2 separate regions of the Homo sapiens genome follow, and region 2 is linked to region 1. Evidence: chromatin loops called from intact Hi-C (ENCODE). Cell type or tissue: adrenal gland. All regions are shown on one strand. Each heading gives the region's core, and the rest is flanking DNA. Links, peaks and the distances in the headings are about the cores only.

Evidence for each region. Peaks named below come from ENCODE experiments on the same cell type or tissue, not always from the same donor. Only the 100,000 strongest peaks of a DNase experiment are listed, where the experiment ranks them.
Region 2: a loop joins it to region 1, with 2.9 times the contacts of the local background. A loop is called at or near these places in 2 of 110 quality-filtered maps.

Annotation. Positions count from the first base shown.
Region 1 is chr7:111,219,328-111,231,780 of GRCh38, reverse strand. The region is part of intron 3 of IMMP2L (inner mitochondrial membrane peptidase subunit 2); the gene reads left to right. LOC124901725 (a long non-coding RNA gene) reads left to right here. Exons shown (of 2, transcript XR_007060477.1): 1 at 1-12,453. Among named protein-coding and RNA genes, the nearest start is that of LRRN3, 130 kb to the right of the region's middle. In adrenal gland, for the core only: no CTCF peak of the experiment used is centred there; no DNase peak of the experiment used is centred there; H3K4me3 peaks cover 788 bases.
Region 2 is chr7:111,108,598-111,121,050 of GRCh38, reverse strand. All of the region lies in intron 3 of IMMP2L (inner mitochondrial membrane peptidase subunit 2), which reads left to right. The region is part of intron 2 of LRRN3 (leucine rich repeat neuronal 3); the gene reads right to left. It also overlaps the pseudogene LOC124901853. Among named protein-coding and RNA genes, the nearest start is that of LRRN3, 24 kb to the right of the region's middle. In adrenal gland, for the core only: no CTCF peak of the experiment used is centred there; no DNase peak of the experiment used is centred there; H3K27ac peaks cover 212 bases.

The sequences.
Region 1 (12,453 bases), core at 5,637-8,136:
AGATTATAATACATATTTATTCATAGTTCTCTGACTTTATGTTACTTCAGTACTCAGTCATCATTTATTCATTCACTTTCAGTCAAAAAATATTTACTAAGCCCCTAACATATGTGTTGCTCTTGGTAGATAAAATAGTCATGAATATTTTATCTCATGGGATTTACATTGTGAAAGACAGAGTAAACAAATAAACACACTAAGTTGACAACTGGTATGAGAGGGGAAAAAAAACCAGGCAGCAACCTACTTTAGAATGAGCAAGCAGGGAGGACCTCATTGGAGAAGTAACATTAAGCTGAGATCCGGTGCGTGATTAGGAATTATTTTTTCTTGTTAAGATTTGGGAGAAAGTCTAGGTAAATACCTTTAGTGGGGATAGAGCTTGCCTTTTTGGGAAAATCAAAGAAGACCTGTGGCTGTTAAGAGTGAAGGCTACAGTTGTGCAAGATGGGGTTTTGATATTATGATTTTCATTTCATAAAAAGTATTAAGTTTGTTAAGCACTAATGCATTAATTGTAGTAGCAGCAAATAGATGATGGTGTAAAATATCATAATAATTTACCTCCTGCATTTGAGAAATGGAGACAGATCCATGTTTCACTTTCTTGTCAGTTGTTAAGTACTTGCAAAGGCAGATAGATTAAGTAATCTGATTGCTGATAGGACATCTGAAAATTTATTGGTTTCAGTATTATAAAAGCTTTCTTTTTGTTTATATGTACACACACACACACACACACACACACACACAGCCACTACTTATTTACCTACATCATAGGGCTTCTGTACATTTTGTTGCCTTTGTCAGATGTCACTCCCTTCCCATTAATTTGCACCCATTCATTAGTTATCAATTCCAGCATTTCTTCTTCAAAGAAGTTTTTCATCATCCACCTTCCTCAGTAACCCTAAGCCTAAGACATGTACCTTTGTTACAAATATTCCCATATCTGTGCTTCCTTTCTTTAGATCATATCTCAGTTTGTAATTGCACACTCATTAGTGTTTGATTACTGTTTCTTGCTCTCATACACTCTCAGTAAACTGAAAGCTCCATGAGAGCAGCTTTCAGTTTAAAATCTGCATAGCTTGGCACTGAGCCTGCCACCTGTATGGTAGTCAATAAATATTTGGTGGAAAAATATTTGGTGGAATGAATAAATAAATGTATACCACCACCTAAGCCTAAAGTTTTCTATCAGACAAAGCTGACATTTTCCCATGTTTATTTTCTTTCAGGATAAACTATGGGATTTGATTATTTAAAGTTTTTTTGAAATTACACATAAAACACTTTTATGAACATAGTAACTGTCTTAAAATTAGGAGTAAACTAAGTATTTCATCTTGTTGCACTTCTTTCTGCATTTCTTCCCTTTTGAATCTCTTTATTCCTCAAATTCCTGTGTGATCTAAAGTATGGAAGACCTTGCTAGTGTTTGAATTGGTATCAGACCTCAGTAAATACTTGTGAAGTGAAGAAATGAATTATTTACAAGACAAGAAGCTGTTCTTCACATTAATTAAATTGGCTGTAAGAATGACCCAGCAATGAAGAATGCTGAGCACTAACTTCCCCATTTTCATGATTAAAACAAATGCCCTAGGCACGCATTTCTTTTTCTATGCCATCATAACAAATAAAGACCCTGTCACCCCAGCAACTCATTATTGTTTGTTTTCTATTTGGTGAAATCCGAAGAGATCTTCTGTGGTTATAGTTGGGAATTTATCAAAGCTTGCAAATCCCTGTTGTTCCATAAAGCTGAAAATAAACCATATGCTAGCCCATACCACACTGTCCAGGGTCTTTTTTGGAATTACATTTAAGAGCTGAGAAAATGTAACACAGAGATTTTTACCAAAGCTTACATAATCTTCCGTTCTTTACACTTGGGCTTTTTTCTGAGCATTTCTCCAATGTAACATTCCCACATATTTGGGCAGAGTTTAGAATCATTTTCCAACTAAGTGAAAAAATGATTCTAATTGAACTTTATCAAACATTTGCCTCTGAAATGGAAAAGTGTGGTGTGTACTAATGATATGAATTATTTTAATATATACGATAATTCCTTTTCTCTTTTAGTCAAATGTCCTGGAAATTCTTCACTAAATCTAATTTTATCCATTGTTGAGGTTTCTCCCAATGGTAAGTTAAGCACTTAAACCACACAATCACTTAAACCACACAATCAACCCTAGAAAGATGGAAGGAGACGGTGGGAATGTGAGTAGGGTGAGTTGGTGTGGCAACCTTTGGAACCACTTTAGCACATTCCACAGTACTTTTCCTATCAGAAACCAGGGATAATTTCAACCCTAAGGAAAAGCAATTACCTTGATCACCTGATTGTGATTTGCATACCTGAAACTGATAAAATCATTTCACATACTTTTATCATGTATCATGATACAGATTGTATCAATGGATACATACGTATCACTTACTATCCTAAGTTTCTGTTTCATGGTCAGGATACATTAAATACTCTCGGTATTTCCTTTCAAAGGGAAATTGAGGGTTATTAAATCAGTAGTTTTAAAAAAGTATTATAAAAATATTAAGAATTAATTTGTGTTTCTATTTGATTATATCTGTCATCAGTGTGGAAAGAAGTTACTTTGTAATAAAGGCAACCGCGTAGAACTGGATGTTTTGTAAACTGTTAGTGTGTTGGTAAATTGTTGGTATGTAAAATCCGGGTTGAGTATGACATTAATAGTAAGTGGTTAAAAAAACTAGCAATTCTGAGGTTTCGGGCTGATACACACACACACACACACACACACACACACACACACACACGCATTGCTAGTGTTTATTGAATTACCTCTTTGCACCATGTTTAACTGTTACTTCTTGGTCATTTTTGAAAGGTATAAATTATTTTACCTTTGTTTTTACATATATCCATTAATTTTTTTTTATAACATTGTAAAATACCTTTCACCTAAGATGGTGGGGACCCTTTGTTAACTCCAAGAAGATGGATAGCCATAGGATATGCTATATTTAAATGTAGTTCTTCTGCAAATAACTATAGAATATTTATGCATTTTTGACAAAGTTTCAGAGGCATAAATGCTGCCATTGCCCAATAGAGGAAATTTCATACAAAACTCACCAAACTTTATGTATGGTCAGTTTCTCGGAATGGATACTTCTGCAGACTAGTTCCCCAGTCTTCTTGCACTTCTAACACACACTTGAGAGATGGGACCTGTGGGTCTGTACTGGTCTTGGCCATCTGGTCTCAAGGACCATCAGGAAGCTGTCTTGGTTCTTGTGCTTAGAACTCAGTGTTTCCTGGCTTTTGGGAGGTATTTCCAGATTTGACACCTTTGATTTTTTTTAATAAAAGTTTTTCTTTTTGAGTCTCATTTTTTTTTAATGAGAACCTATTCATCTCCTAATACAAATTGATAGAAATAGACTTGACTTTATCAAGTTAAGTACTTGAGCCAGACACATGTTGTATTCCAGCCTGTGTTCCAAGTGCTCCTGTCCCCACCTTGACAGCCTTTCAGGTTTGTGGCTTTTATTTATATGCTATTGTCTTGTGGTTAGTACCTTTTCTTGAATATAGAGGAGTAGAATTATTTTGTGTTTCAGAAATGTTTGTTTTAAACATGAACATAAACGTATTTCAACAGCAGATAATCTCTTAATGAGGGAATTCTTGGTTGGCCCATCTGAAGTCAATCCTGACATTATTTCTGATAGATTTCTGTGGCCTATGGCTAGGTTTCAATGGAATCGGTTCTGAAATCACTACATGCTGTCGAAATCAAAACTTGTCATATTAGGTTCTGTAACAAATACAACTAATGAGACAACAGATTAATAGTAGAAGTGGTTTTTGAAATATCATTCCAAGGTATTGATTTACTCAAAATGTTATAAATACCACTCTGGATTAACTTTAAAATGGGTTACTATGTGATATATATATTTTTTGTAGATGCCAGAATTCTGTTTCTAGGAATTCTTTATTGATAAAATGTTAAATGTTGAAAGATAGTACATTTGACCAACATACTTTTGACAAACATTCTGAGCATTAGATGTTTATTGTGTGGTTGCCATATTAGGAGTGGTTTATTTCTGGCTTATGCAGAGTATGGGAGTAGCTTTATTAAGTGTTTCTCCTCAGTTTTTGTCTTTATAGGCTCTGAATTTTGTAGACACATTTATTTCTTGGGATTCCTTTTCAACATTGTCCTTTGGGACTGGCAAAGGCAGTTTTAGATAGATCTGGTTTCATATGGAACTGCTTCCTGTGACTAGTGTTTTCTCTTGGGTGCTGTAAAAATAACTAATCCTTATAGTCGAAGCTTAAAAGAAAACAGGGAGATATCCTATAATATATTCTACTTCCATCTTTCCTTATTGATTTCTGGGAACATGTATTGATTGGAAGAAGAAGTTTGGGAATCTCTTAAAGTAATACTTCGGGTAGCAAATGAAATATAGAAAATGGAGAAGGAGATAAAAAAGTAGTGGTAATGGAAGAATGCAGAATAGTGTGAGAAATGTGTGTGGGTGTAAATGGAGCACTGTATGGCTGTTTGCAAGGTGAAACCAGGTGGTGGTGTGTGGCAAGTGCAGCATTCTGTGCTACCAATGCCAGAGAATGATATCTGGAACCATTGAAAGCCCCTTACGCAGCTTCAACCCACCCCTTCTTATTCACCTGAGCAATTTATTTGTTTTCATTCTTTCTCTTATCCATTGCCTTCTTTCTTTATCTTGTTTCCTCCTATTTCATCAGGGATATGAATCCACCAATCACTTCCCCTTTTTACTGGCATTTCCAGTCTTGTCTTCTCCACTGATTATTATCTTGAACAATAAATTTGCTCATGTATTTTCTATGTAGCTCTCTCCATTCTGTCCCTTCGTATTATTGCTATATTACTTCCATTTCCTTCTAGTCAGTTTACCAAAAAGCATGTTACAATTATTGTAGACTCAAAGATACTGTACCTGATAATGCCCTTTTTGGGGAAATGAATCAAAGATCATAATCAACACTTTGTTTTTGTTGTTATTGTTGCCAGAGTTAAAATTTATTTCTTATTTCACTTCACAATTAGCTATAATTATGTTGCTATAAAGAGAAATTTTACATTGTCTCCCCCATTACTGTGGTAGTTGAATTGATCATCATTTAGCAGAAAATCAAAGAGCGCAATGATCAAGCAGTAGAATGACCTGTTGCTAGCTCTCAGAGGTTTAATTCCCCAGAAGCAGACATTGAGATGAGGATTTGTTTGCAAGTAATTTATTAAGAAAGTGAGAAACAGCCAGGCATGGTGGCTCACATCTGTAATCCTGGTACTTTGGGAGGCTGAGGCAGGAGGATCGCTTGAGCCAGAAGTTCAAGACCAGCGTGGGCAACATAGTGAGACCTTGTCTGTAAAATAAAAAAATAAAATAGTAAAATAAAATGTAGCTGGGCATGGTGGCACATGGCTGTAGTCCAAGCTACCGAGGAGGCTGAGAAAGGAGGATTGGTTGAATCTGGGAGGTCGAGACTGCAGTGAGCCGTGATTGTGCCATACTTCAGCCTCGGTAACAGAGCAAGACCCTGTCTCAGAAAACAAAACAAAACAAAAAAAGGAGTAATCAATTAGGGAGTGACAGAATGGGAAAAAAAGGGAATGGGGAAGAAGAGGTATGATTTTAGGCAAAGTCTTTTCAAGGATAGCTTTAGTCTAAACCTTCATGAGAGCTCTGGAGTATGAATTATTTGTCTGTTCAAACCCAAATTAAATGAGGTAGATGTTCATACTTCCATCCCTACCAGCCACTGCCTAAGGATGATAAAGGGGTACAGGAGGGGAGATGCTTATCCCCAGTTAGGGGGATATATAAAGTGACTATAGTAGCCTGAGGGCATAAGAACACTTAACAAGTCTTATCTTTTGGAAGCAAAATCACACTGAAACAACATGCAAGTCAGAATATGTATTGTAATGTGCACAAGTCTTCTTAAGGAACCATGTGATGGAATTGGATAATTTACTTTGCACTCCATCACTCCACTTAACCACCCATTCTTTTTTTTTTTTTTTTTTGGCTCTATCTCACCATTTTGACTGGAAAAGGGATGAGTATTTTATAGCACTTTTGATGGATAATTGTGACATTCTTCTTTGATATTATATTGATATTATACCAAAACTCAATAAGTAGTACTTTCCTATAGACTATTTACAGTGTGGAATCTGATGCCATATCAATGAACTTTTTGTATTTTCTCACTCCAAAATCCATTGGTTTATCTTGCACCTTGAATAAATCTTTTACCCATGCATGTATTGGTCATTTGGAAAATATAGATTCATTGGGTTATATATCTTCCAAATGTTTATGCATTTTATTATACAGCATAAACAAATCCCATTTATTAATATTACTACTGCTGCATCAGAAAAGTCATGATATTAGTAAGCTCTTACAGTGGCAATATAAGGCTTTCTTATAACTGTCACAGTGACAGATGTAAGTTTTTCAAACTTCTACTTTTTGCTTGAAAGCTTTAATGTTATCATTGGTAATGAATACTGTCAGTTGTTTTCCTTGAAGTGACAGATTAACTTTGTCCATTTTTGTGAAAATGTCTGCCAAAAATCCAAGTCTAAATAATAATAGCTTATCTGTCAGTTGTCCCTTTAAGTAAAAAGTGTTTGGTGGAAAAAAGTGGCTAGTTCAGCTTGCAACGGAAACAACCAGGAGTGCTGTTCCTTAAACAACCATTGTACTCTAGTTGCAGTGAGTGCTTTATGTGTATTTGCCATTTCACCACACAGAATAATAAAACACATTTAATTTGAGATATAATGGAACTAAGATTTTTACTCCTTCATCGAAGACATTCTTAAATAAAACAGACTTTGCTTGCTTTAATGACAGTGCATGGCAGTGAAGAGTACAATGACTCAGTAAAGTTTGGTGCCAAGGCTTTGATTTATGCTAAGCTGCTAGCAGTTCTCCCACCAGTGCTTTCATATCATCTGTGAAAATATTAACATATCAAAAAGGGTAAATAACATTTTAATATCATTATGAAAATAATTTTGCCCTCATGAACTCCTGAAAGGTTCTCATGGATCTCAGGAGTCCATTGAGTTCACTTTAAGAGCCACTGCTTTAAAGAAAACAGCAACACACAGTATTCTGCATCTTGTCACCCTCTGTCACCAAGTATCTACCTTAGTCTTTGCACACAAATTGCAATCATCATTTAGTTTACTACTTGAGTAATTTTGGAAGATGGTATTTAAAACACCTTTCTTCAACTTCCTTAGATACTTCTACTTTTAACAGGGTTCCTCTCTAAAATGTCATTAGCAGGTGTTTATATTTTCATGGAAATTTTCCTGTGACAGATAGACTCACACATGTACAAACCATCATTTGCTGAGGCCATTAAGTTAATTTTCCTTAATCTATTTGTTTCAAAGAATTTTAGTATATTCATTTTACCAGTATACTCTTTAGTTCTGAAAGGGTCAGAATAATGACATTCTCACTTGTGGTTCTGAAATGCATTTCAGTTCACAAAGCACTTCCTCATGCATCATCTCTTTTGGCCATCACACCAGTCCTGTGAGATTTGCAGGGCAGTGTCATTATCTCCACGAGTAAACCCAGGTTGAGAGAGGGGGAAGTGGGTTGCCTAAGGTCTAAGGCCACACAGTGAGTGGCAGAACAGAATTGAGATGCTCTGTTTTCTATATTCAGTTTCCTCTTGTGTATAGTGTTCTTTCTTTTCTTGTAACAATTTAAAAGGCATTCCATATTTTTTCCCTAGTCTATGTAGCTGGTTTCTCTTATCATTTCATATCATAAGATGCCTGCACAGGCTGTTGACTTAGATAAAAATATTGTGTAACTGAAGAAATGGAAGCTACACATAGGAGCTATGGTCTCAGCGAAGGCCTGATACTGCTCACAATTCTGTTGTAACCATGAAGGTTACTTTCTTTTAAACTTAATAAATATCAGCCAACCCAGGTATGAAATTTTCAGCTGCAAGAAGAACTGCAGGAAACAGTTAAATATACCCTATAGCCAATATAAGGCAAAACAATACAGAGAATGGAGATTTGCTGGGTAATTAAGCATGTTACAAAGTAGACTGACTAATCTATAATCATATGCTAGGATTAGTAATACAAAAGGCTGACATACGTGGTGTGAATTAATGAAAAAGGGTTTTGAAGAGTTTACAATAGCAAAGATGGTTGCATATTATAACAATTAATTAAACATTATTTTATTTCTTTGTGGTATTCCTTTCTGGCCAAGAGGATTGAACACTTCCTAGAGTTCATTGTGCTTAATTAGACTTTAAAAAATAATTTTTCTTAATTTGTTAGAAAATATTTTTAAAACACTGCAAATGATAGAGAATAATAACATATATCCATGTTTGCAGCATCCAGTTTTATCGTATTTTAACATTTTTCTAGCTCTGCCTTTCTTAAAGAAAAAATATTACAAAAATAATTAAAACTTACTGTATACCTTGTCGTGAGGCTGTGTCCATCACTACCAAGAGTTAATTATCATTCTGAATTTACTGATCATTTTTCCATAATGCATATTTTTATATTTTGATACATATATTTGTATTGATAAATATATATAGTGTTTTTCATGTTTTAATAGTGTATAAAATTTGGTATCATTCTATGTCATTTTGCAACAGTTTTTTTCTTCAATGTTGCTTTTGAGATCATTCATATTTATATATGTAACTCTGATGTAGGTATACAATGTGTAGTATTTTTTAGTGAGTATGCCATAATTCATGTATCTGTTGTACTATTGATGGCTGTGTAGGTTCTTTTCAATTCTTGCTATATGTACCGATATCAGGACATTGTTATGTATACTTCCCTATCCACATGGACAACAGATTTTTTAGGGCATATAACTAGAAGTGGAATTGCCAGGTCTTTGGTATACATTTCTTTAATTTACTAAATATTGTCAGCTTATTTTCAAAAGTAGTTTTGCTATTTTATACACTTATACATTCCTTACTCACTGACGTTCTTATATAAGAATGTTTCATTTTCAGCTCACCTCATAAAACTTGGTATTGTTCGATTGTAAATTTTAATATATCCAAATATCATCTCCTTGAAGTTTTATTGCACATCTCCCTGATTACTACTGAGGCTGAACATCTTTTCATATGCATATTGACTATTTTCCCTCTGTGAAATGTTTGTTTCTATCCTACTCATTTTTCTTTTTGGTCATTAAGCTTTAAAAAAAAAATACTGTTGATGTGTAGGTGTCCTTTTATATTCTGGATAATAATCATCTGTTTGTCATAAGTCTTGAAAATATCTCGTCTGTGGCTTATCTTAATTTTGCTCATGTGTTTTTTTTGTACAAAAATTTTAATTTCTATGTGGCAGAGTTTTTTTGTTTTGTTAGGCATAGGTATTTTTCTTGTTTAGGAATTTTCTTACTCTTGTGTTATAAAGATATATTTTTCTATATTTTACTTTTCACATTAGGTCTAATCAATCAGGAATTGAGGTAGGATTACAGATCAGGAATTAGAGGCGGCATTATACCTCTAATATATCTACACATCTTGCTTTTCACAGTTAGGTCTTACCTGTCAGAAATTGAGGTGGCATTATAATCAGGAATTAGTGGTGGCATTATACATCGGTGGGGGAAGACAAGAAAAAAGTAAATCCCCATTTACTTTGTAATTAGTCTTGGGTAGGGATTTACTTTTCCCCCATCATCCCCCTGCTGACTGTGATGCCATCTCTTTGATATTTCATGTCCATGCTGGCATGGATCTGTTTCTCTGCTCTTTGTTCTGTCGTTTTAGTCTAGCTGCGTGTCTTTGGCCTAATGCTATGCTATTCTAATAATGATAGTTTCAGTATCTGGCAGGAGACGTTTTTCTACCTTGTACTATCTTTTCATAGTTATCATTGTTATTCTTGGCTCTTTGGCCTTATATATGAATTTCAAGATTACACTATCAACTTCTATGAAAAACTCTATGGAATGACTTCAAATTGATCTATTAATTGCCACAAATTTGCTGTATTTATATTTTTTTCCCACATGTGAACATGGAATTACTTTTCATTACATAGAGCTAAGGTTTTATAATTTTCCCCGTAATGTGATTATACACATTTTCCCCTGTGTACCGTATGTTTTTATTGTTGCTAGTGTGTATAGGCTCACGTTATCTCTCTCTCTCTTGCTCTCTCTCTCTCTGTTTCAGTATTGAAATGCTTGTTACTTGTCTATAGGAAGTCTGTAGTTTTTGTTTGCTAGTCTTAAAACAAGCTACTTTTGAAATCTTCTAATAATTTGCTACAGAATCCATTAAAATTTTCTATTTTGGCAGTCATAACGTACAGATATGGGTAATGCTTTCTAATACATATTTTTAAAATTTTTCAAGTAGTCTTGTGATATTGACTATTATCTCTAGAGCAGTATGAGAGAAGCAGCGGAATAGATATATATCTTTTTGTTTTTATGTTAATGGTAATGTGACTAAAATTTTAGTTTGTGATATATGCTGTAAGCTCTTAAGAGATACTCTACATTACTCTGTATTTGGGTAGAGATGCTTCCTTTACTCCTTGTTTGTGAAGGTGTGGTGGTTAATTTTATGTGTCAACTTGACTAGGCAACAGGATGCTCAGATATCTGGTTAAACATTATTTTAGGTTGTTTCTGTGAAGGTGTTTCTCGAAGAGATTAGCGTTTAAAATGGTGAACTCAGTAAGCAAATGGCCCTTTCCAATGTGGGTGGACATCATCCAATCTATTGAGGGCCTGAATAGAACAAAAAGATGGAGGAAAGCTGAGTTCATTCTCTGCCTAACCGTTGAACTGTAGCACTCATCTCTTGCCCTCGGTTCCCCTGGTTCTCAGGCCTTCAGACTCATACTGGAATCTATACCATTGGCTCTCTGGTTCTCAGGTCTTCAGACTACATCACTGTCTTTCCTGAGGCTCCAGCTTTCAGTTGGAAAATTATGGGACTTTACTTCCATGATCACTTGAGCCTATACCTTACAGTAAATATATGTGTGTGTATATCTATCAGTCTCTGTCTGTCTTCTCTCTCTCTCCCTCTGTATCCATCCATCCATCCATCCATCCATCCATCCATCCATCCATCCATCATGTTTCTCTGGAGAAGCCTGAGTAATACAGAAAACTTTTTATCTCAAATGAATATTTAATTTAACAATTATTTTTCTTGCATTTAATATAATAAATTTTCTGATATTAAACCATCTTTTAAATCTGCAATTAAATCTAGCTTTTATGCCTCCAAATCTTTTAAAGAAATTTATTTTACATATTCAGAAACACCATCTGATTTGTTTTAAAATCTGAACTTGCTTTATAGGATTTATTTTTTTGTCTGGTAACCAAACAATGTTTTATTCTTCATCTTTTATATCGTATAATACCTATAAAATATTTTACTTTATAATACATGTAAAGGAATTATAAGTAGAAGCTCAGCTCTGACTTTGAAACTGATTTCATTTTTTTCCTTTGTGAGCCTATGCTGTTTTAATATGGTGGGAATAGGGTGTGGTAAGTGGTTTGTTCTTTAACAGTACCTGGAAAAATGTAATATTAGGTTTCAAATGGCAAACATTGCAATTACTTTTGCACTAACCTAGTAGATAAGTGACATAATTCTATAGTGGAGCTTGGAGAAATAGTGTGAGCATAAATTCGTAGTCTGAGAATTAGGTTCCAAATTTATTTTGTGAAATTTCTTTTTCCACTAGCTACTTATTGGCTTCTGATAAAAGAAGTTAAAATAATATTCCCATTGCTTGAATCATTCTATCACTACTCTAAGATCACTTTCTTGCTTATGGATACCTCATTTACTTCCATTAATTTATTGAAAAAGCTTTTCAGATTAAACACAATAGAAACAGGTTAACAAAGGTAAAAAAACATGATTAATTTCTTGTTTTATAGACCAAAAAAATTAGTGGTACTGTTTAATTATTGCAGTTGAATTTGATTCAACCAAACAGTGATTTGAGATCATAGAATACTGACAGCTAAGGCAAAAAGACAGCCATATTAAATTAGATGTGATTTCATTATTTCATAAGATAATGCATCCTAAGAAATCATAATAAAATATGTAAGCAAAAATAGAGACTCACTTAATTTGAATAATATGTGAATTAATTTTATGATATCATTAGAGCTAATTTTTATGTTTAGCTAGCCCTGTTTACTTAAAATTTATCCACTGGCAAATACAATAGCTCAAACCAATGCAGAAATATTAATACCTGCATTATTTGTTTAAAATTTAGGGTCCTAGGCCTTATTTCCAGAGATTCTGGTTTATTAGGTCTTGGGAACAGTCTGAACATCAGCATATTGATCATC
Region 2 (12,453 bases), core at 4,541-7,040, 110 kb after region 1:
GTTTATACCTTGTAATTTTATTTGTTATATTTTCATTAGCTTTGAAATTTAGTTATAGGGAAAAAAGGAAAACAACTTTTAAATCTTTCAACTGTTCATGGCTTTTTTTTTTTGCCTGTTAGAGAGGCAACATAAAAGGCCAATAAATGAATAATACTGTTCACTTACAACCAAATGAGTTAGATTGCGATTCAACAGGTTCCCAGGAGACAGGATTTAGAGACAAAAATTATAAAATGTTAAGTAAGCTAGATGTAGTGGTATTAGCTGTTTCCCATTTTCATTCATACTTCTCTCCATAGTCTCCTTTGCATAAAGTGACTTGAGTTTTGCAGTATTCAGAGAAGATTAAGTTTAACTTGCTGTAGATGTACCTGTGTGTTATCATTCGTAACTAAAGTTCACAAGATTAACATTTGGCTGTTTTATTTTTCCCTGAGAATAACTTACCTTCCATTACTAACAATGAAAAAACAATTTTATTACATCACTGATATGGTTTGGCTGTGTCCCCGCCCAAATCTCATCTTGAATTGTAGCTCCGATAATTCCCATGTGTTGTGGGAGGGACCTGGTGGGAGATAATTAAATCATGGGGGCAGTTTCCCCCATGCTCATGGTAGTGAAATAAGTCTCAGGAGATCTGATGTTTTTATAGGGGAAATGTCTTTTGCTTGAGTCTCATTCTCTCTTGCCTGCCTAAATGTAAGATGTGCCTTTTGCCATCTGCCATGATTGTGAGGCCTTTCCAGCCATGTGGAGCTGTGAGTCCATTAAATCTCTTTTTCTTTGTAAATTACTCAGTCTTGGATATGTCTCTATTAGCAGCATGAGAACGGATTAATGCAATCAGTAACACAAAGACCTAGATATTTTTCTTTTAAATCTATACCAGTGTCTTTGAAATATAATCATTTCCAACACCAAGTTGCAAATTTGATATATGGAGATCCTTCTATGTTTACCTCACCGTCTGCCATTTTCCTGCAGGCAACCTTCTCCCTATTGGTAGAGCTATGGTTGCATCACTCTGCCTGGAATACTTCTTTCTTTGTTTTAAATTATGTTTTACTGTCTTTTCAAACCTCAGTTCAAGAATCTCCCCTCTGGGAAGTCTTTCATACAAGACTTTCATATAACCCCTCCCTCCACATGTACTTAGCTGCCCCTTCACAGTGGTCCCATGGCTCCAGCACTTGTTTCTGTCAGGCATTTCCTTGATCCTTTCCTTCACCAGGCACTAACCTCCTTGAGAGCGTGAGGCCTGCCTGGCTTTGCATCCTATCTTCTGGGCATTATCATTATAATGTAGTATGTGCTCAAGAAATGTTTTGAATGAACTGATAAATGAATTGTATTAGTAGAATCCTGTATGCATCCTTTTACATGTTACTTAAGTAATTCTATCTGCTTAATTTCTAATTTCAGTAAATCTGTTTTAATGTGTATAAGTATTTACTAACATCAAATTTGTGTTACATATATTACTAAAATCCAGAGATTAAAATTCAGGCTAATACAAAGGAATGTTAGACTTTAAGAGAAAAGTTAATCTATTATATCTGTGCTTTATTCTTCAATTTATCCAGTCAACATTTATTGAGCACTTTCTACATGCCAATTACTGGGTTAATAGCTAGAGGGAAAACAGATGACTTAGATATGGTTGATTTCTTTAGTAAAATTTCAGTCTGGAGGGGAAACAGAAGTAAACAGATGGTTACAATTCCGTATGCATGCTCATTTGGGAGCATATACCCCTCCGAATAAAATGAAAATAGAAATCTATTGCCCCTGTATGTCCAGAATGAAGGAAAAACCTAGGTACAAAGTCCAATTGCATTTCTGTATGTTTCCATAAATCACTTAGCTGAGAATGGAGAAACCATTACTTCTGTCAATTAATTCGTTAGGTCTGCTTTCTCCAGCAGAGCAGAGAGGTACCTATATCCTTCTTTAAGTTAACTAGAGGTTTGGAAATATTAAAGATGAGGCATTCTTTCTGGGGGAGTCTTAATATAATGCCACTTTTTGAAATTATCCTGGTGGGTGTCTTAAAATTTATATTTGTGTTTAATTAGAAAATGTTTTCTTATTTCATCATTTACATAGCCATATGCTAGAAACAACCACATTTTGAATTAGATTTCTTCTGAAAGCTTTTGCAAATGAGAGTGTTTATAGTGGTGAGCATATTCAAATGTTGTTTCTCCTGGTCTGTAGGAAGCAATAGTATGGGAAACACAATAGAGAATATAGAAATTTATCGTTTCTTTAGCATAATATTGACTTTTTCTTAAGTCTGTGGAAATGATTATGATATTTCATTAATATGCTATTTAGTATGGGCTATTTGCAGGATAATAAGTAAGTAATAATAGTATCTTCTTAGTGCTTTATAGTTTTCAAAGCCTTTTCTTATTCATTATTAATTTAATATTAATGAACTTGTGAGATAGGTTGGTGAGGTACATTAATCTCCACTTTTTAATGTAAGGTTATTGAGACCCATCTGCCTGATACCACACAACAAATAAATGGTGGGGTGGGATTAAAACCTAGTTTAGGCCGTTAAAATCAAACAATTGTAAGAATTCTCATATCTTATATATCCAATTCCTGTGGACACTTATAATTTGAGATTTCTTTATGTGAAAATACAGATTGTTTCTTGGTATAATTATATGTAGAAGCTTTTATGGATAAAGCTACTTTTCCTTAGTAAAGAGATCTTTATTCTTTAGCTTCTTTATCTGTTTTTCATCATTTATGAAATATTGATCCAACACCTACTTTTTGGCAGGCATTATCATAGACACTGGAAAGTCAGCAATAAATAAGATAAAATATCTGCTCACCAAGTTTTCAGTTATCAAAGGAGTAAATAGCTGAGGACAATGATGCACAGTAGATTTGATTTACAATAAAAATGTGTGCAATGCTCTGTGGATGCACAAAGGAGAGAATGCTTAATTCTGTTCCTCCAAAAGGAGCAACATGAATGTTCTGTGGTCTTTTGTGATACTTATGAAAAATCAGCTGGGGTATAGTGAGGACATGTGAGTAAGAAGATTTAAAATCCACTGTCTTTTAGATGAGTTTTTGCAATGCTAAAGCTTAAGAACAAAGTGTGCCTTCTTCTTTGCACTTTATTATGTGTATTATAAAGACTACAGAGTGTGAGGAAAAGAAACATTTTGATACTTAAGTTGAAAAATTGGTGAAGAAAAAAATTGCCATGGGTACATTAAAACCCAGTTTTTCCTTTTCTTCTATAGCAAATTGCTGGCTAAGTTCATTTGTATAAAGAACTTAAATTCTATTCTCCCACTATCTAACTTCATATTCCCTTGTTGTAAGACTTGATCTTTCTTTAGTTCTAATTGAAGGTTCCATATCCCAGAGGTATTGTTGAATTATACTAAATGCATCCTTGTAAAAGACTGTTCTATTTTCCTTGGGAAATATTTCTTTTCCAGTTTTTCAAAACAAATTATTTGAATTTATATGACAACTCTCAGGAAATGGATAATGGTAATTATTTAGAATAGCTTAATGAATGCTATCCTTAAAAACTGATGTCAATGAGAAATTGATACACCGAAAGAAAATTTGTTTTGCATTAAGAAACATGGGCCAGGTTTACTGGATGATTTTGTAACTGGGGACAGGATACCTCACTTTCTTGTACCTCAGATTATTGATCTCTATAATTTAGAAATTTGGTTGCATGAGTTGTAAGATTCTTTCACATCCCAAACTTACATGATACTATTCTGTGAACATCAAAGATTTTTTCCAAAGGTGTCTAACAATTGAATGTGTGTAAACTCACTTATCTGATTTTAACCTTTGTGTTTTTTAATTGATTACAAGTTTATATTCAATACTCTAGTCCCATGCCATTAACAAATTTAGGATCAGTGAATTTTAGTCATTATGGGGCTTTTAAAGACTATCAAATTAGTTACCTGCCATTATTTCTATTTTATCTTTTTATCTACACAGTAGTAAACAAACTAGAGAGTTACTTTAATCATTAAATTAAGGCAGACTAACCAGTAGGAAGTAAATTGCCTCGATTAGAGCACTTCATCTAAATTCAGATGTGAATTCAAATTCCTTCATTTTGCCTCTAAAGCTCAGTCTTAACCACTAAGTTCTACTTTCTCTCAAATGTTTATTTTTAAAACAGCACCACACACCTTGGTATCTTCTCAGAAAGGTGTTTCCTCCAACTGTATAGGTGCACTGCCTTTTTTGTTATTATTGTTGGGTGTTTCTCTTCCTTTGATAATAAAGTTTCACTCAGATGAAATTATAAGGCAGTTGAGTATTGTGGAAGGAATAAAATAAAAACTGTTTTCTAGGCCTAGTTTTGCTATGTGAGAGTAATCACATCGCTCTCTGAATCTTAGTTTCTCACAAAATATGCACTAAATTTTTACTCTTGTTTTCAAGTTGATTGTTAATGTCCTGTGAAATTGTAGAGATTTTGTGTGGGATTGCCATTATAAAGAAATTTGTTTATTAGAGAAAAATTATTTTTGTTATTGTTCAAAATTTATATAGTAAAATGTATGTCATGTATACCCATATATTTAATGGATGCTGTCTTTTAGAGTGGTTTTAGAGTGGATTCTGATATTTTCAGATTCTCAAATCTGATATTTTGAGATTTTCAAACTGGCAAAAATCCTCTTATTATCATTATAGAAATAACTATAGATTTTTTTAAAAGGAGGGGCAATTTTATTTTATGTCCTTGTCATGTTTAAGAACTTTTATTTTTACCCAGCAAGCATTAATGCAGATCATAAACAAATCATGTGCTGTTTCCATTCCTCTGGATATAGGGCTCAGATGAGTCCTTTAGATGACAATATAGGCCTTGTAATAAAGTTCTCTCAGAGAAACCAGTAGTAACTTAAATAGCACAATTCTCTCTCCTGAGTCTCAAGATATGCTTTGGGCAGATTTGAGAGAATCTTGGATGTTTTATCTTTTTTCTTCTCTTGTTTTTAGAATTGAGGCTTGTGCTACATGGGGATAGTTTTCTTTAAACAATAATTCCGGCCGGATGTGGTGGCTCATGCCTGTAATCCCAGCCCTTTGGGAGGCTGAGTTGGGTGGATCACCTAAGGCCAGGAGTTTGAGACCAGCCTGGTCAACATAGTGAAACCCAGTCTCTAGTAAAAATACAAAAATTAGCCAGGTGTGCTAGAGTTGGTGGTGCACATCTCTAGTCCCAGCTACTCGGGAGGCTGAGGCACGAGAATCGCTGGAACCTGGGAGGCGGTGGCTGCAGTGAGCCCAGATGGTGCCAGCTGCACTCTAGCCTGAGCGACAGAGTGTGAGTCTGTCTAAGAAATATATATAAATATATAAAAATAAATAATAAAAATAAAAAATAATTGCAAATGTCTCACCCTAATACGTCCAATTTGTGGAATCTAGTTATAGTACAGCTATAATTTAGAAAGGGTAGTTTACAGTACAGAAATCTCTCTTTATAATTTTCTTTTACAGAGGGGGGGATGAAATCTTAATCACAGGCACATTTCATATTGGGGTAGTCATTTCTGTATACTCATAAATTACCAGCTTGTCATGATACTGTCATTTTTTATGAAAATTCTGATTTGTAGTTATATTTAATTATTGATTTTGCTCAACTGAGCACTTCATTAATAGCATTATTTGTGAAGTTGACTTTTGTACATGATTAGTAAAACAAATGATAATTTTAAGTCATAACTTGTCTCTTGATGCTTATATTTTTTCCTATAAGCATCACACCATATACTGGGGAATTCTAATTTACAATATGTCATAACAGTACATTATTCAATATTGTTTGAGAGCCAATGGAGTTTGATTGCCTGATTTGCCTTTTTAACCTCTCTTTTATTTACCTTGTTATTTAGCATTTATATGGTCCCAAATGTAGGTCTCTCTGGGAAAAACACTCATTTATTCATTATCCTTAATATTCACTCATCTTAGATTGAAGTATAATCATCTTGTTTTCCATAGTGATGGAAAATTTGCTTCAGGTTATAATTAAACTAGAGATCTCTATTTGGGTGATGCCTGTCTGTAAAATTACCAGCACTTTAACAGTAGGCTATTGTGTAAGTATGCAGACCCGGGAGTTAGGAGGAGACCTCGTGACCTTTAGTGACTTCATTTCTAAAATAAAAATCACCTTCAAATTCTATTATTATATAATTTTTGTAGTAACCCTTAAATATTCTCAAAATGGTTTCAATGTATTTCTTTTTTTTTCTTTCTTTCTTTTTTTTTTTTTTTGAGATGGAGTCTCGCCTGTTGCCCAGGCTAGAGGGCAGTGGTGCGATCTCGGCTCACTCACTGCACCCTCCACCTCCTGGGTTCAAACAATTCTCCTGCCTCAGCCTCCCAAGTGGCTGGGATTACAGGCACCTGCCACCACACCCAGCGAATGTTTGTATTTTTAGTACAGATGGGGTTTCACCATGTTGGCCAGGCTGGTCTCAAACTCCTGACCTAATGATCTGCCCTCCTTGAACTCACAAAGTGCTGGGATTACAGGTGTGGGTCACTGTGCCCAGCCAATATATTTCTTTGTGCAAACTTAATACAATGTACTTGGATGGATACCGATAGGATTTACTCAGAGATTTTATGATATTTTTAGTTTTTCATGCTTATTCACGTTTTATGTGTCTGTCAAACAGTGGCATAGAGATAGACAAGGTGCTAATTTCATTTACATCAGAAGTAGTCTATAAAAAGATCCTTAGGAGCTGTACAAATTCATGAAAAATTTGAAGAATTTTAAACATTTGTATGTCAGGAGTAATTTATATACACTTGTAAGAGAAATCATTGTTTTCCTGGCAAAAATGTGTGTGTGTGTGTGTGTGTGTGTGTGTAGATTTATGTGTATGTGTATGTTGAGAGACTTCAGTTCTGTTCAGAAAATTTTGAATGTGACTGACTAAATTTATGCATTAAAATTTCCCATTTTGTCCACTCTTTATTTCTATCAATAGATATTTAGAGGGATTTAATTAGGCCTTAATTTGTATTTTACACATTTCACATAAATTGAGAGGAAAAGTCTGCCCAAATATGCTTTCCTTATTCTCTCGTAAGTTTTGGTCTCTAAAAGCTCATTCTTATGATTTAGTTCCAGTTTATTTGAGAAGTTAGTGTGGTAGTATGACTGGTAAATGATGTCATCCTTTTATCTTCAAAGGAATTTCCAACTAGATTTGGAAATTCCCCTGCTTGAATGACAGGAGACAGACTTACATTGTGCCTTGCAGTACAATGGTTTGGGAAATGTGTGTCTCATGTAGACCCTCTTTCAATTATCCTGCATTTCAGATGAAAACATTTGGGGTAATTATCCAGATAATTTAAACAATTTTTAAGTCATTTTTTTATTGGAAGATAGCCAAATATCCTGTCTTTGAAGTCTCCATTCTTTATGTCACATGAAGACTGTCCATCTCCCTGGTATAGTTAAAAGAAAAAAATAAATGAAGTGATTGCAGCTTGAGTTGATTTTATGAACAGGCACAAGTATGCTGCCTTATGCTTTCTGATCTTGCAAGCACTACTCTCTAGGGCCTTATACATGGGAGGACATGATAGACATGTATACAAAAAAAAAAGACTATTCTATATTGATTGCCATAAGTAAATGCTTTTATCAATCTCAGGAGGGATGGTTTTGAAGCATAGATATGCTGTAAAAGGATGGCAGCAAAAAGGTTTTCAACTCATTTGTATTCCTTGATTAACTCAGTTTGACAGAATAGAAAGTCACTGGTTTGTAAAGAAGGTAAGGAAGCCTGTGGACAAGAGTCCAATGACCTAGTATAGATAGAGAATGAAGAACATTTTAGTTACAATATTATTACAGAAATCTTAAAATTATATTTTGGAGGGGAACATTACTCTGAAGGAACTCAGAGTAGAAGGTTTCTGGGTAGTTCACTTTCTGTTCTGCATATAATAAAATATGGTTCTCATTGCTATTAAATAAAACAACACTAATATCAGTGTTTTACGTTTTTACTAAGAATTGAGAAGATAAAACATACGTTGAAAGAAAGGAAATAAAATTAGCTCCTTCAGTTTGAAAGAATTTTTTCAAATGCAATAAACAAGAGACTAAATTATAGCACCACATTTTCGGGTGTGCTGGGGTTAGCTGATGCCTGCCATGAGTTCAGAGTTGGATGGTGCTTTTCTGTTACTATACCTAAGGAAGACGATAATAGCGATGTGGGCTGTATTTTTAGTTCCCTATAATAAGCATGGGATTGTTTGTCTATTTTCTTTTCAAAAGTGTGTCAGATTTCCCTCATGCTCTGTGGTTTGTTTCCTGCTTAAATTCCTGACAATCTGCTTTAAACAACATTGCTATATTTGTGTCCAGAGGATACAAAAAAGTTTTAAAAATAGAACAACATACATTCCACTGTAAGCTTTGAAAAAACTTCCTGAATTATGGCTTTGAGTTTCAACCAAGACATGGAGGCCATATTTATGGCTGTGTGCATGTTTGTGCATCTTTTTGTGAGTGGAAATTCATTACTGTACAGGACATGAGCTCTTTCCCTAACACTCGTGTTAAATGGTTAATATGAGATGACTTGGTGGCACTCTGAAGTACGAAGTGACAGACAGAGTTAAAGTTCTTGATGTATGCTAGGTCAGTGAAGCTTTGTCATTTAGTTCCTGTGTGGAAATTAAAGGCACTATATGCAGGTTAAAGTTTTTCATTTTCAGGGCCAGGAGTGGTGGCTCATGCCTGTAATCCCAGCACTTTGGGAGGCGAAGTCAGGCGGATATACCTGAGGTCAGGAGTTCAAGACCAGCCAACATGGCGAAACCCAGTCTCTGCTAAAAATACTCCGTCTCTACTAAAAATACAAAAATTAGCCGGGTGTGGTGGCATGCGCCTGTAAACCCAGCTACTCGGGAGGCTGAGACAGGAGAATCACCGGAACCCAGGAGGCAGAGGTTGCAGTGAGCCGAGATCGCACCACTGCACTCCAGCCTGGGAGACAGAGCAAGACTCCATCTCAAAAAAAAAAAAAAAAAAAAAAACAAACTATATATATATATATAAATAAAATATATAAATAAAGTTTTGCATTTCCTTTTTCCTGTCACCTAACTTAACTTAAAGGCATGTATTTTTTCTTTTTCAGAGACAAGGTCTCCTTTTGTCGCCCAGGATGGAGTTCAGTCACTTAACTTTATAGAAGCCTCACAATAACTCTTTACTTGAAGCTAATTATGTAGGACTACTTTATGTAGATGACTTTGCAAAATTTGGTTGCCTACAACCCCCTTGAATTCATTTAAAATTACTATTGACGCAGGGGGGGACATTAGTTGATTCACATTATTTCTGTTCGTAAGAGCTTTATGGTGAATTCTACTTTAATGTGTTTATAATATTTGACTACTATACCATTTAAGGACTAGTCTATATCAGGTTATGAACATTTGGGAAATATGAGATCCCCCAAAAGAGTGGCATAGTAAATGAAATACATTTTGCCTTATGTGTTGAATAGAGAGGGCTAAAATTAAGGGCGGGGGAAGTAAAAATACTAACGGGCCATTTTTTTTTGGGGGGGGATGGAAAGCAGTGTAATTTGTGATGCCTACCAAATTTTAATTTTTGTTAATGGGCAATGTAGGCCCTTGCTAACATTAACTTTTTTTTTTTTTTTTTTTTTTTACAACTGCTACCCATGAAGAGCATGGGCGATATGCCCACATAAGCGTCTTTTTGCAAGGTTGTACATGACTAGAGCACCAAAGGGAGTTCTAAATCTTAATGGAGAAAAAGAGTTCTTTCAAAACAGGGTTATAAATTTGCATTCATTTCACTCTTAGAAGCCTGGTATTCATCTCATATGTGGATTAGGTGAAAGCTAAGTGACAAATCACCTGTTTGGGAAAATTTCTTAGTAGATAAACTCTTTCCAGATAATTTAGGATTATGTTTCAGACTATCAGTTTAGGCTCAGAAAAGCAAATGGTTTTATATTATGTTATAGCAGCTTCACAGGTTAGGATTTAATACATTTTTATGGATAAAATGAATAGTGTTAGATTATTGGATCTGAGTTAGGAGAAGAAATTTTCCCTTCACAGTCACATGATTTAAGATCTGGAATCCCTTAAATTTGATCTGGGACATTCACCTAACTTTACTGTTCCAATATGCCAAGACAAAATTATTTTGTGAAGGAAATTTATAATTAAATAACTGGTATTAAATTAATATCAGTAATGTCTACTGCAGAAATAGTTCACATTGCTCAGTCAAGAATTACTCAACATTAATTTCATATATGTAGAAACATTCTTTGAACTTTAAGTTATTTGTATTCTATACTTATATGTTTGATATTTATACTTATGTTTTTATATATATTCTTCAAGACAGTTATGTAGTAAAGTTTATGCTAAACCATTTTGGGCTTGGAGCTCAACATCCAAACTGAAAAACGAATAAAACTTTTTCATGATTTCTGTTAATTCTAATTCATGACACTGGTTAGTAAGATATAATCTATATTTGTGATCATTCCTGGTATTGTTTATGTTTTCTTGGAAGATAAGATATTATTTCAGTGAATAAAAGCTATTCTAAATATATGAGAAGCATAATTAAACTTTGTCATAATAATGAATATGGACTTGAAAAATATTAGTTTTGAGGTTTTCTTTAATGACTGATTCCTATCAATTGTGTGGAGAAACAAAGATTTGAAAAAGAATATCATTTTCCCTAATGATGTCTTCATGTCTAATATCCATGAACAGATAGGATCTTTGATGCTTTACTTATCTTTGCATATTTTAGTATAGTTCAGATCCTAAAGACTTTATTTTTTGAGACAGAGTCTCACTGTGTTGCCTAGGCTGGAGTGCAGTGGCGTGATCTCAGCTTACTGCAACCTCCACCTCCTGGGTTCAAGCGATTCTCCTGCCTCAGCCTCCTGAGTAGCTTGGACTACAGGTGTTCATCCATCATGCCTGGCTAACTTTTGTAATTTTAATAGACACAGTGTTTCACCATATTGATCAGGCCGGTCTTGAACTCCTGACCTTGTGATCCGCCCACCTTGGCCTCCCAAAGTGCTGGAATTACAGGCATGAGCCACCGCGCCCAGCCCCTGAAGACTTTTTAAGGGCCCTTTCCATTAACTTCAGTTTTCCATCATATAACAATAGCAACAAACAATGAAAACAGCGATAGTAGTCACAGTCATATTGTGCTACAATGTACAAATTCAGTTCAATTTTCATATATGACCTTATCTGATTCCCCTAATAATCCTGTCAGCATGTGCAGTTATACCCACTTTACAGGTGATAACTCAGAGAGATTTCATGAGGTGGTGAAAGTTGAAGGGGCATTATCAGTGATGGCTCCTGAACTCTATTCCAGGTCCTTGACTCCATTTTCAGGTCTCTTCCTGTGAGCTCTGTGTAATAAAGCTTTGTGTCGCAGATATATATGTACTTGATTGCCCCCTTACTAGTTGTTAATGAAACACCTTCATGTCTAGACCTATGTCTTACTCACTGAGTAAGCCTATACTTGTGTGCTGACTTGTCTTCTTTGCACAGTGAAATTAAATGATACTTTCTTTTAAAACTTAATTAAGATGCTTTTGTAGTTCGTAAGCATGATGATTGGGTTTTCTTGCTCTTGTATGAGATGTGCCTCCGTCATACCTTGGAAACCTGACTTGAAAAAAAAAACTTAATTATGGAAGGAAAGTTAATGGTTTATCATGTAGCTGGCAATGAACATGTTAAATTGTACTGAAAATGTTTTACACATTCTAGATGTTTGTTCTTTAATTTGGTCTTTAATTCTTCTTGATAATACCTTATTTACGGACCACCTTACTTAAAATATCCCCTAAAGTCATTCTTATTCTCACCATGTTGTTTTCTTTATAGATCATTTAAGACTGCTAGAAATTATTTGCTTTTTGTTTATTGCTTACTTCCCATCATCTCCACTAGAATGTTAGCTTTATTAAAGTTGTTTCCGTTTTATTCAGAGCTATGGATCTCCAATGCCTAGCTAGAATATTGCCTGCTATTGTTGTTCAATAAATATCTACTGAATGAATGAATGAATATCAGTTGCTTTTAATTATAAATTTCCATCTTATTATACATTTAAAAAAATTTGCTGTACGAGGTACTCATTTGTGACCTTTGTTTTGTTGGTGAATGCTGAATTGACTCATGTGGTTTGTATGCATGAACTATTGAGTGATGATGTAAGCTTGGCAAACAGAAATAAATATGTTTTTTTTAAATTCAGGAGATTACAAAAGTGTAACAATACCCACTTTAGAAGGGTATAATTAAATCTGTGATTGTTTAAAAAGAATCATAAATTTCTTCTAA